Regions from separate parts of the Mus musculus genome. Here region 2 is linked to region 1. The links are chromatin loops, found by intact Hi-C in ENCODE. Cell type or tissue: left cerebral cortex. All regions are shown on one strand.

Evidence for each region. Hi-C counts contacts between places; a loop is a spot of excess contacts. Peaks named below come from ENCODE experiments on the same cell type or tissue, not always from the same donor. Only the 100,000 strongest peaks of a DNase experiment are listed, where the experiment ranks them.
Region 2: it touches region 1 in a loop (7-fold over the local background); 1 of 42 quality-filtered maps calls a loop at or near these places.

Annotation. Positions count from the first base shown.
Region 1 is chr9:121,639,730-121,644,729 of GRCm38, forward strand. Vipr1 (vasoactive intestinal peptide receptor 1) reads left to right here and starts at 2,987. Exons shown (of 13, transcript NM_011703.4): 1 at 2,987-3,197. The coding sequence starts at 3,120. It also overlaps a transcript of Lyzl4 not described here. In left cerebral cortex, CTCF peaks have their summits at 2,421 and 3,238 (motif pointing right); DNase peaks (open chromatin) are centred at 236, 706, 1,697, 2,030 and 3 more places; H3K4me3 peaks cover 4,616 bases; H3K27ac peaks cover 4,144 bases.
Region 2 is chr9:121,716,832-121,721,831 of GRCm38, forward strand. It overlaps Nktr (natural killer tumor recognition sequence), which reads left to right and starts at 2,350. Exons shown (of 17, transcript NM_010918.2): 1 at 2,350-2,464; 2 at 2,628-2,714. The coding sequence starts at 2,657. In left cerebral cortex, CTCF peaks have their summits at 1,215, 2,019 and 2,221; DNase peaks (open chromatin) are centred at 2,275, 3,255 and 3,405; H3K4me3 peaks cover 2,742 bases; H3K27ac peaks cover 1,718 bases.

The sequences.
Region 1 (5,000 bases):
TGGCCTTGACTTAGCCCCGTTACACAGGTCAAGGGCACACTATGTCTCACGGCTGCCCTCACCGTTCACCAGAACCTGCTCCTTCTCTTCCTCCTCCTCACTGATTCATCAACTTCAGCACAAGGCGCCGACTGAGCCATCCTGAGAGGTGGCTGCAGGCCTGGAGGAGGAGAGGGTGGCACACGGCACAGGGATGCAGCGGGCTTGAAGCCAGACAGGATTGGATGAGTAACGGCAGATTCTTTCTGCCGAGCGAGCTTGTTGTCACGGGGAATGGCAAGTGACTGTCTCCCCTTCCCCCGCTTCATCCGCTGCACCCCTGTGGTTCTGGCAACTAGAATCTGAGCCAGAATCTGGGAGCAGGTTGCAGGGATCCGGTAAAGATCAGGCTAGCACAGGACTCAAGCGAGAACAGCTTCAGAAATGGGGGCAGACCGTGGCTCCGGCTCTCCTGCGACTGTTCCAGCATAGATTTGTGAGGCAAAGGCAGGTGATGTGGGAATCCCTTCTCAGGATATGGTGGGGAAGGTAACTACAAACACCACCACCAGCACCCGCTCCTTCAGCCTTGGAGATCTCCGTCTGCTTCAGGTGCTTTCTCTTAAACCTCAGGTACCTGCTCCCTCCACCTCGGATGTCTGTTCCCTCAGTCTCAGTTATACCTGCTTCCCAAGCCTCATGAAGCCCATCTTCCCCCATCTCTTCAGAAGTCCCTTCTCTCCTGAAGCCTTCCCTATTACCTAGGTAAACAACAGTAGCCTCCTCCTCAGATTCCACAAGGCTCCCCCAGGAGTAGGTGCATGGTTGACCTCCCAGTGTCTCAGAACAGAGACTTTAAGAGGCAGCAGGAAATAAGCTGGGTTGCATTTTTAAGGTTGTTTTTGCTGTTTTCCTGCTCCTTTTGTTTTTTGAGCGTGTCTTGTGTCCTTTGATGGTAAAGAAGGATGGGTCCCCAGGGAACAACCAGAAAGAACTGAGAGTAGCTTTCACAGAGAATTGGAAGAGAAAGCTATTCTCCCCAAGACATCTTCCTCTCCTGGGGGTCAGGCCGGGAAGACACCAGGGGATCCTGCCGATGTTCTCAGCTGTAGCCTAGCACCAGCCTTCCAACCTCCAGCCCAAGAAGGATCAGCGTGGACAGGGCAGCCATCACCACTGGTGGCCTCTACCTCCCATCTATTCACCTGCCTGGTGAAGGTCACATAGCAAAATGGAGTCTGGCTTCCCACTTCCTTCCCGGTACCCAAAACCCTCCATCCACCCCCACCCCCATGCCCAGATCTCTGTCCACAGAGAACACGGAAATGCTAACAGGACCATGAGGTGAAGCACCGTAGCATTTTGCTCAGGCTGGTCTGAAATCCACAGGAATCCTCCTCCCGAAGCATACAGAGCAGTGGGATCACAGGCACGTGCCACCCCGCCCCATATCAGCATTCTGCAGCTGCCTAGGTGACATATGGGGGTGGGCAGGGTTGAGAGCCAAAGCTCACATCTGGGACTTGAGCATACCACCTCAAGAGCTGGTAAGACCTCACTGCCCGGTTAAGAGGCCTAAGGCCTAAGAGGAGTGTGCCCATGGTCACAAGCGAGGCAAACCCCTATTCCTGCTCACAGTGACTCCCGAAATCCTAGCCCTGAAGCACTGAATGGCAACTACTAAACAGCTCCCTCTTCTGACACCCCATAACTGGAGAAAGGCCTGTGACAACTAGCCCATTCTCTATCCGGAAGCAGAAATTGCAGGGAGTGCCTCTTACCTCCTATGCCCTGGTGCGTAGTAGAGGCCTGGCTCAGGCTCAGGCTCAGGCTCAGGGGGAGAGAGAACAAGGGAAGTGCGGTAGACTAGGAAGGAGAGGAAGGAGGAAGGCCAGGGGTTTGCTTCCAGACTTTTCTGTAACCGACCTCAAGGCCACGCCCACAGCGTTAGTTTCCCACGTTGCAGGTTGGGAAGGCTGGAGAATCCTCGGGAAATTCCCGCGCTCCTGCTGGCCAGAAAGCGCCCGGAGAGCGACTTCCTTCAAATGGATCGCACACCCTACTTCGCGCAGGGACACGCGGCCCTCTGCAACTCCGCCCCTCCTCCCACCTTCTATCCCACCGCGCCATCAGCCCCCCACATCACCTTCTCACCATGATCACTCGAGCTCTTGGAAAGTCATCTGCACGGGTTCCCTAAGACGTAGCGCGAAGGGCTCTGAGTCGGTAACCCCGCGCCCCACGCTAGCACCGAATAATCCGAGCCCTAAAGACAAGCTTCGGAGGGAGAGCAGCCTCAGATCACCCGCTACCGGCCCGCCCGATCTTGGAGACACAGCGCGGGACACTGGCACCCTGATCCTAGTCCCTGGGGACTCCGGGAAGACCGGTCTGTGGGCAGCCTGGGCCCAAGAAAGGGTACAGGCTTTGGTCCCCGCGCGGGGGCGCTGGAACATTGACTTCTCGTCCCTCACGAGCTGCGCCGGCCAAGTCGTGTCCAGCTCTGAGTGCACCCTGCCCTGGGCGGCCAAGAGGAACCCCCAGTTGGGACTCCCCGACCCCGGCTGCGCCCCCTCGGCTTCTCCCTTGTCGCAGATGGTTCCAACAGCGTGATCCGCTGGACCCCATCGGAGGCCAGCCTTCAGCCCTGGAAAGCTGTGGCCCTTCTAGTCCAAGAATTTGGGCTGCAAGCCGACGTGGAAACCGGGGAGCCGGCAGCTAAACTCCCTGGAGCCGAAGACTGGAGGAGCTCACTGCCAGGGGCCGAGGGCGCAGCCGGGGTTGAGAGAGAAAGGTGCGGGCGCGGGGAACACTGGGCGGTGTTGAGCCCAGCGTCCCCGCATCGGAGAGCCGAGAGGATGCTCGCTAGCTAGCAGCTCCCGACGACGCGCACCTCTAGCGGGACTCTGTGCTCACGCCCCCGGGGGCCCCGGCTCCGCCCCCTACCTGCGCCGAGGTACCGCCTCCGCCGTGCCATTGGCTAACCCCGCCGCCCGTCAGACGAGCCCCCGCCGCCCTCCCCTAGCCTGGAGCTGTGCCTCATAGCGCCCGGGCCGCTGGCCCGCGCCACTCTCCCGCGCTGCGTTAGCCACAGACCCCGTAGGCGCTCTCGGCTGCCTGCCGCGGGCTCAGGGCGGACCATGCGCCCTCCGAGCCTACCGCCTGCCCGCTGGCTCTGCGTGCTGGCAGGAGCCCTCGCCTGCGCCCTCGGACCCGCGGTGAGTGTGTGCCCCTCCACCCAGATCCCACGGATGGGGGAACTGCGGGGGCAGCGTATCCGGGACCATCTGGCCATCGGGGGGCAGCAGGAGCGCGGTTCTCGTCTTCTCTCTTCTGTAGCCCAGAGGCGTGGGAGCTCGGTAGCGGCGGGTCCCTCTTAGCTCATCTTAGAGCGCTCACCGCGAAGTGATCCCAATCAGCGATGAAGAGGTTGGGGGCGAGAGGGAGCCCCAGACTTGCCTTGCGATGAGTGCCTGTGGGGGTACGTGGGGAGGAGAACTGTGGGTGGCACGATCGAGTGAGATGGGAGATCCTGTAGACTGTCGGGTGGGAAGGAGGCTGTGTCTGGAAGCCTCTCTGGGTATTTTGAGAACTTGTGCGATGAAGACAGCACAGCATCAGACCTTAGTGCCTGTACCCTGGGGAGGGGTCCTTGGGATCTGGTGAGAATTTCATTCTGTGCTCTTTATCCTCTAACTATAGGCTGATGGTGGGCAGGTAAAAGCATGTATTGGGAAAAGCAGGGGGGCTTGCTCTACCTTAGACCTCGGCTTCCTCCCACACAGACATGTGTGTGGGTGTGCTCCTGTGGCTGTGACAGACTCACCAGGGTCATGGGGCAGACACCTGGTCACCTCCTCTGAGACTAAGAAAGACCTCAAGACTCAGAGACCCCCTAAACCCATTTTACAGAAGGGCAAAATGAGGCCACAGGAGCCACACCTGTCCCTGCCAGCCACACTTGGACAGAGGTGATCTTCCCTTCCCTTGCTCTAGGTCTGTGGAGCTGTTGCTTCAAGATTGTCTTTTCCTTAGTGGATTCTGGTCTGGAACAAGTGGGCTGCCTGGAGGAAGTGGGGAATCTTGGTCGGTCACCTTAGTGCAGTCTATCCCGTGGTCCCTCCCTAATCACAACCTTTCCCAGGGCAGGGATCAGGACATGAATCTGTTTCCTCCTAGCTGGTGTCTGGCACACCCTGCTCTGGAAAATCTCACCACCCCCCCAACCCCTTCCGGAGAAGGTGCTGCTCTCTGAGAATTGGACAGTGTTGCCCCCTTCCTCCTGTTTACAGCCCCTCCCCACACTCCAAGCTTCATCAGACTCTGGCCCTCAGTGTCACAGACCACACTAGCAGCCCTCCAACTTCCCCAACTCTGTGTCCTGGCTACTCCATTTTGGATAAGCCAGGGGTTTTTGGACCACTGGAGGCCTCTGGCCCCAGGTACCATCCATCTAGAAACAGATTGAGCCCAGTCCCTCCAATTCCATCTTCCTACTTCTTATTTGGAGGTGCCAACTCTAGCTCCTCCTCCAGGGAGCCTTCCCTGGTTGCCTCTGATCTTTCCACTCCAACCCCATCTTCAGTTCCACTAGCCTCCCAGCCTCGGCTGCCCTCTTGGTCCACAAAATGAGGGGAAGGGACTTAGCCTGGACTGGAGGGGGACCCCAGCCCCTGCTCTCCTCTCCCTGGAATGGAGGGGGACCCCAGCCCCTGCTCTTCTCTCCCTGGACTGGAGGGGGATCCCAGCCCCTGCTCTTCTCTCCCTGGACTGGAGGGGACCCCAGCCCCTGCTCTTCTCTCTCTGGACTGGAGGGGACCCCAGCCCCTGCTCTCCTCTCTCTGGACTGGAGGGGGACCCCAGCCCCTGCTCTCCTCTCCCTGGACTGGAGGGGGACCCCAGCCCCTGCTCTCCTCTCCCTGGACTGGAGGGAGACCCCAGCCCCTGCTCTCCTCTCCCTGGACTGGAGGGGGACCCCAGCCCCTGCTCTTCTCTCTCTGGACTGGAGGGGGACCCCAACC
Region 2 (5,000 bases), 77 kb after region 1:
ATACTTGCCTTGGTCATGGTGTCTGTTCACAGCAGTAAAACCCTAACTAATACAGTCCTCTGCAAGAACAGAAAGCACTCTTATTTTAAACACAGATTTGTGTTGGTACTATTTTTTTGAGTTACTTTATTGGGGTCTTAGATCTACTTCCCTTCCAACCCTTATTCCACCCTGATCTCTTCCAACTCCCCAACGCTAGGTAGGAAGGAAAGAAAGAGAGGAAATGAGGCACAGACCTCTTTAGATTATTTCCTGCTGACTGGGGATGTTGAGTTACTTGAGGCAAGTCCAATCTTCATGGTCAGGATATCTCCAATTTCTTCTCATCTCTTTGCTCACGAACACTTGGCAAAACTCCAGGAGAAGCAGCATTCCCAGAGCGCCCCACCTCATCTCAGGACTCTGGTTCATACCCTTGGAAGCATCCCTAGACTTCTGAATGTAAACTATCTACAGCTGGCAAAAGCATGCCCCTGCCAGTGCACTTGGCAAATCATAATCACCTGCTGTGGAGTAGTCTCTTATCCCACACCTGGGGTTAAATAAAGACATTCACACAATTATAACTGGGTTTTCTAAGAAACCAAAATTCTCACTATAGAGTCTCTCTTTGTGGTCTTTCCTGGAACTCTCTGTGTAGACAGACTGGCCTTTGAGTCACAAAGAGCAACCTGTCTTTGCCTACTAAGTGCTGGGTGCTGTGATTAAAGGTGCGTGCCACTATACCCATCGTAAGTGAGGACTCAACAGCTGAGCCATCTCTCCAAACACAGAGACAACATAGTAGAACCGATTTAAGCTTATCCCGGCTTATAAATAAATGAGTGGAGGGTAACTCCTAATGTACTCTTCTAACTGCTGTCCTGGCTACCTCCCTTGGGTGTACCCCAGATATGGACTGTTTTTTCTGGCTGTGTGCTCATCCTTTGCCTCCCCCCATGGGGGCTTCCTCTCTCCCATTCCTCCTTCTACACTTGGTCTCTCTTTTCTCCTTACTCTTCCCACCCAGGTAACTCAAAATCCACCTACCTCGAATCCCTCCAGTAATTGGCTGTAGCCAATTTTATTTAACCAACAGTTTTAAATTAAGGAACAAGGTACAAAAGCTTGGAAAGACGGTAAGTCACTCGTAGGTTTAGGTTTTTGGATATGGAATTTTGCTTTATGTAACAGACCCAACCTCAACACTGATTGTGATTAAAATTTTCTACAACAGCACATTTTTTAAAAAAGATTTATTTATTATATGTAAGTACACTGTAGCTGTCTTCAGACACTCCAGAAGAGGGCATCAGATTTCATTATGGATGGTTGTGAGCCACCATGTGGTTGCTGGGATTTGAACTCGGGACCTTCAGAAGAGCAGTCGGCGCTCTTAACCACTGAGCCATCTCGCCAGCCCCAACAGCACATTCTTATTGTGTACCTTTTGTTTTGAGACAGGATCTACCTAGCCCTGACTGGCCAGGAAGACAATATGTAGAACTGACTGACCTCAGACTGAGAGCCACCTACCTCTGCCTCTCGAGCCGCTGGGATTAAAGGCTGTGTATTATTGCTCACAGACTTTCCTTTTGTAAGGTTTTACTTTCTGTTTTGCCTGCATGTATGTCTGGGCACCATGTGCATGCTTGGTGTCCACGGAGGTCAGGGGAGCGCGATGGAAACCCTGAAACGAGATGGTTGTAAGCCACCATGCGGTTATTGAGCTGGGCTTTGAACCAGGTCCAATGCAAAAGCGGCCTCTAGACCATCTTAACTGCTAGACCATCGCTCCTGTCAACTGGTTTGGTTTCTTCACAGGTCTCAGGTATCTCAGGCTGACCTTGAACTTCTGAATCTCCTGCCTTTACCCACCAAGCGCTGGTGCGCAGGTGTAAACGCTACGGTTTGTGTTTTGCTTCGGGGTTTTGTTGTTGCCTTGATTTTTGTTTCCTTTCGTTGTATTTCTGAGAAAGCCTCAAGTGACCCAGGCTGGCCTCGAGCCGGCGGCCAGCCTCGTCTCACCCTGGCGGGCAAGGGAGGCACATCTGGCTCCATCTGGTCCTCGATTCTTTTAACGCGAGACAAACAGCGTGACCGCATCAACCACGAGAGAGAACAGGTCACCCGCCACGTCGGCCGGAAGCCTGGGATTCACCCTGCGTTCATCCACTGGCCACGCAATCAGAAATCTCGCGGTGCTGCATGAGTGAGCCGTGGTTGACAGCTCGCACACGTCTGCGCACTCGGGATTGGACAGGGGATCCTGAGGGGCGGGGCACGAGAGCCCTGGCGCGGACCGCCTACTCCGACCCCACACCCCGCTCGGCGGCGAGACGAACTCTCGCGACGCTTGCGTCCGGCCTCGCGAGCTCTGGCGTGGCGCTCGCCGGCTGGCCCTCACGGGGAAGAGGTGGCGTTCCGTTGGTGACGTTAGGCTCCGGCGGCGCCGGCAGGGCGTTCTCCGGAGCTGTGCGGCCAGGTGAGAAGCTCGACGGGAGCGCGGGTAGCCGCGGCTGGGGTGGGCGGGCGGGCGGGTGGGCAGGGTGGGGCGGCCTCTCGTCGGCCGCGTCCCTGTCAGGCGGGCCGGGCCCCGCCCCGCCCGGCCGCCCGCCTGCCCTCAGCGCCCTCCTCCCTGTCCGCAGCTCGCCGCCGTCCCGCTGCTGCGCTCGCGATGGGCGCCCAGGACCGGCCGCAGTGTCACTTCGACATCGAGATCAACCGGGAACCGGGTGAGCGGGGCGGGCCCCTCTGTGGGCCCGGGTCGGGGTGGAAGTGGACGCGGCGGAGCCGGAGCCGGAGCCGGGCGGGGGCGGGGCGGGGCGGGCTCGGCCGGCCAGAGCTGCGGAGCCGCCGCGGTCACGAGCCGGCCAGCTGCCCTCCGCTGTCCCTCGGGAGCCTTCCCGAGAATGTACTGGCTCCGGGAGACGTGGCTGGAGAGGAGAGACTGAAGGGCTTGTGCGGGTTCTGTAGCCCCGGGATTGCTCCTAGGCTGCGGCCGCGATGTTTGGTTTTTTTTTTTTTTTTTTTGGAAGTCCAGTGTGCAGCCATTCATTAATCCCGAGGCGTCGACGTCTCTGTGTGCAGAGAGGTGGCTGCTGCACACATCGGTGCGCACACATGTAAAGGTCGCGTGTGTATCGAGCAGGAACATGTGTACGGATGCGCGGTTCTCAACCGACAGGGATCTTAACTGGAGGTGTGTGGTGTGCGCCACGTCTTAGGTCGCAGTGGACTCGCAGGAGAGCTGCTTGTCCTGGGCTCTGGAAGGGCAGCAGTGACTAAAGCAGGGCTGCTGCTTCTTTTATGTTGACGTCCTGGGGGAAAGAGGCAGGAAGTGAAGGGGTAAAAACCGCATTCCCTCCAGTAGTGCTGTTTTAGTCAGGCGGTGAGCGAGAAAGGCCATCTTGAGAAGATGACATTTGAGTAGGTGCGAAGCCGAACCTGTGGAGGGACGCCTTTGAGAACTGTGCTTGGTAGTGGCAGCCAACGGTTAGCTTGGGTTCTGAGACAGCGCTTGTGTTTCTTGAGGGAAAGCGAAGGTCCCGGTCTGGCTGGAGTAGAGGGAACAGAATAAGGAAAACTCAGGCTCTAGGATAAAAGGAAGACGGTGACGGTTCTGAACAAAGGATTGGAGCGATCTTAAACGTTCTGTTTTTCTCATCTAACATTTCGACCCTGACTGTAGCTGCAGTTTATTTAGCATTTACCAAACTTACTCTGGAGATTTTTCACGGATTTTTTTTTTTTTTTTGCAAAACTAATGTATTAACATACTCAGAAAGTAATAGGAATATAACTGGGAAGTATTTTCCTCGAATAACCAAGGACCTGACTTTGATCCCCAACACCACAGATGGATGTCAGTCTTGAAAAGAATGTACTTAACATGGCTATACATCTTCGTTTAATGTCTTTTTTTTTTCAGGCGTCTTCTATTTTTAACCTTTTAAATTTTGTTTTGTTTTTGTATTTCAAGACAGGGTTTTTCTGTGTAGACCAGGCTGTCGTAGAACTCAAAGAGAACCGAGTGCTGGGATAAAAGGTGTCCACCACTATTGCCCCACTTATTTTTAAGAATCAGCCAGAAGCAGTGGGAGAGTGCTTGTCTGGGAAGAGTGCTTGCCTGTTGTATTGTTGGCTCCAAGTTCAATTTCCAGCGTCACAAATAAAAGTATCTGATTTAGATTTACTTTGATAAGCAGAGGTGATGCAGAAATCAAGATGTACTGTTAAGGATTAAGTATGTACTTTCAGTTACCATGAGTACAAATACAAAACAGATTTTCTTTTGAATTATAAAACTGTTGGATGACTGCAAATGCAGATTTAAAAGGGGGACAACCTTTACATTGTATAACAGGTTTCCTGTATGAATCCAGTAAATTGTTCCTATTGGAAGTCATTCTGTTGTTATCCTGTAATATTTGGTGGTTATTAAGGTTCTTAACATAGGCTCTAATTTCTTTGATTAATACAGGATTATTCATTCACATGTATGTTATTTAATTGATTTATTATTGGTGGTTTGTGGCTTTTAAGAAGCTGATGTATTTATTTATCTAACTTGTCAGGTTTATGTGCTAGGATTGTTTTCCTAGTATGTAGTGATAGCTGATCTTTCACCCCTGATGGAAAATATGTTGTTTATCGCTCTAATGGTAGCATGAACTTGGGAGAGCAGGGCCTAAAAATAGAGTGGGCCAAGACTCCTGCATTTATTTATTTATTTATTTATTTCGAGACAGGGTTTCTCTGTGTAGCCCTGGCTGTCCTGGAACTCACTCTGTAGACCAGGCTGGCCTCGAACTCAGAAATCCACTTACCTCTGCCTCCCAAGTGCTGGGATTAAAGGCGTGCGCCACCACCCCCGGCTGTTGACTCCTGATTTATTCAACACATCAGACAATTTAAACTCCCAAGGATTAAGAAGAGTCACCTGCTTAAAGTCACAATGACAAGCAGAACATGGCAAAAACATTTTTTTCAGAGAGGCATATAGACAACAGCCAGTTGTA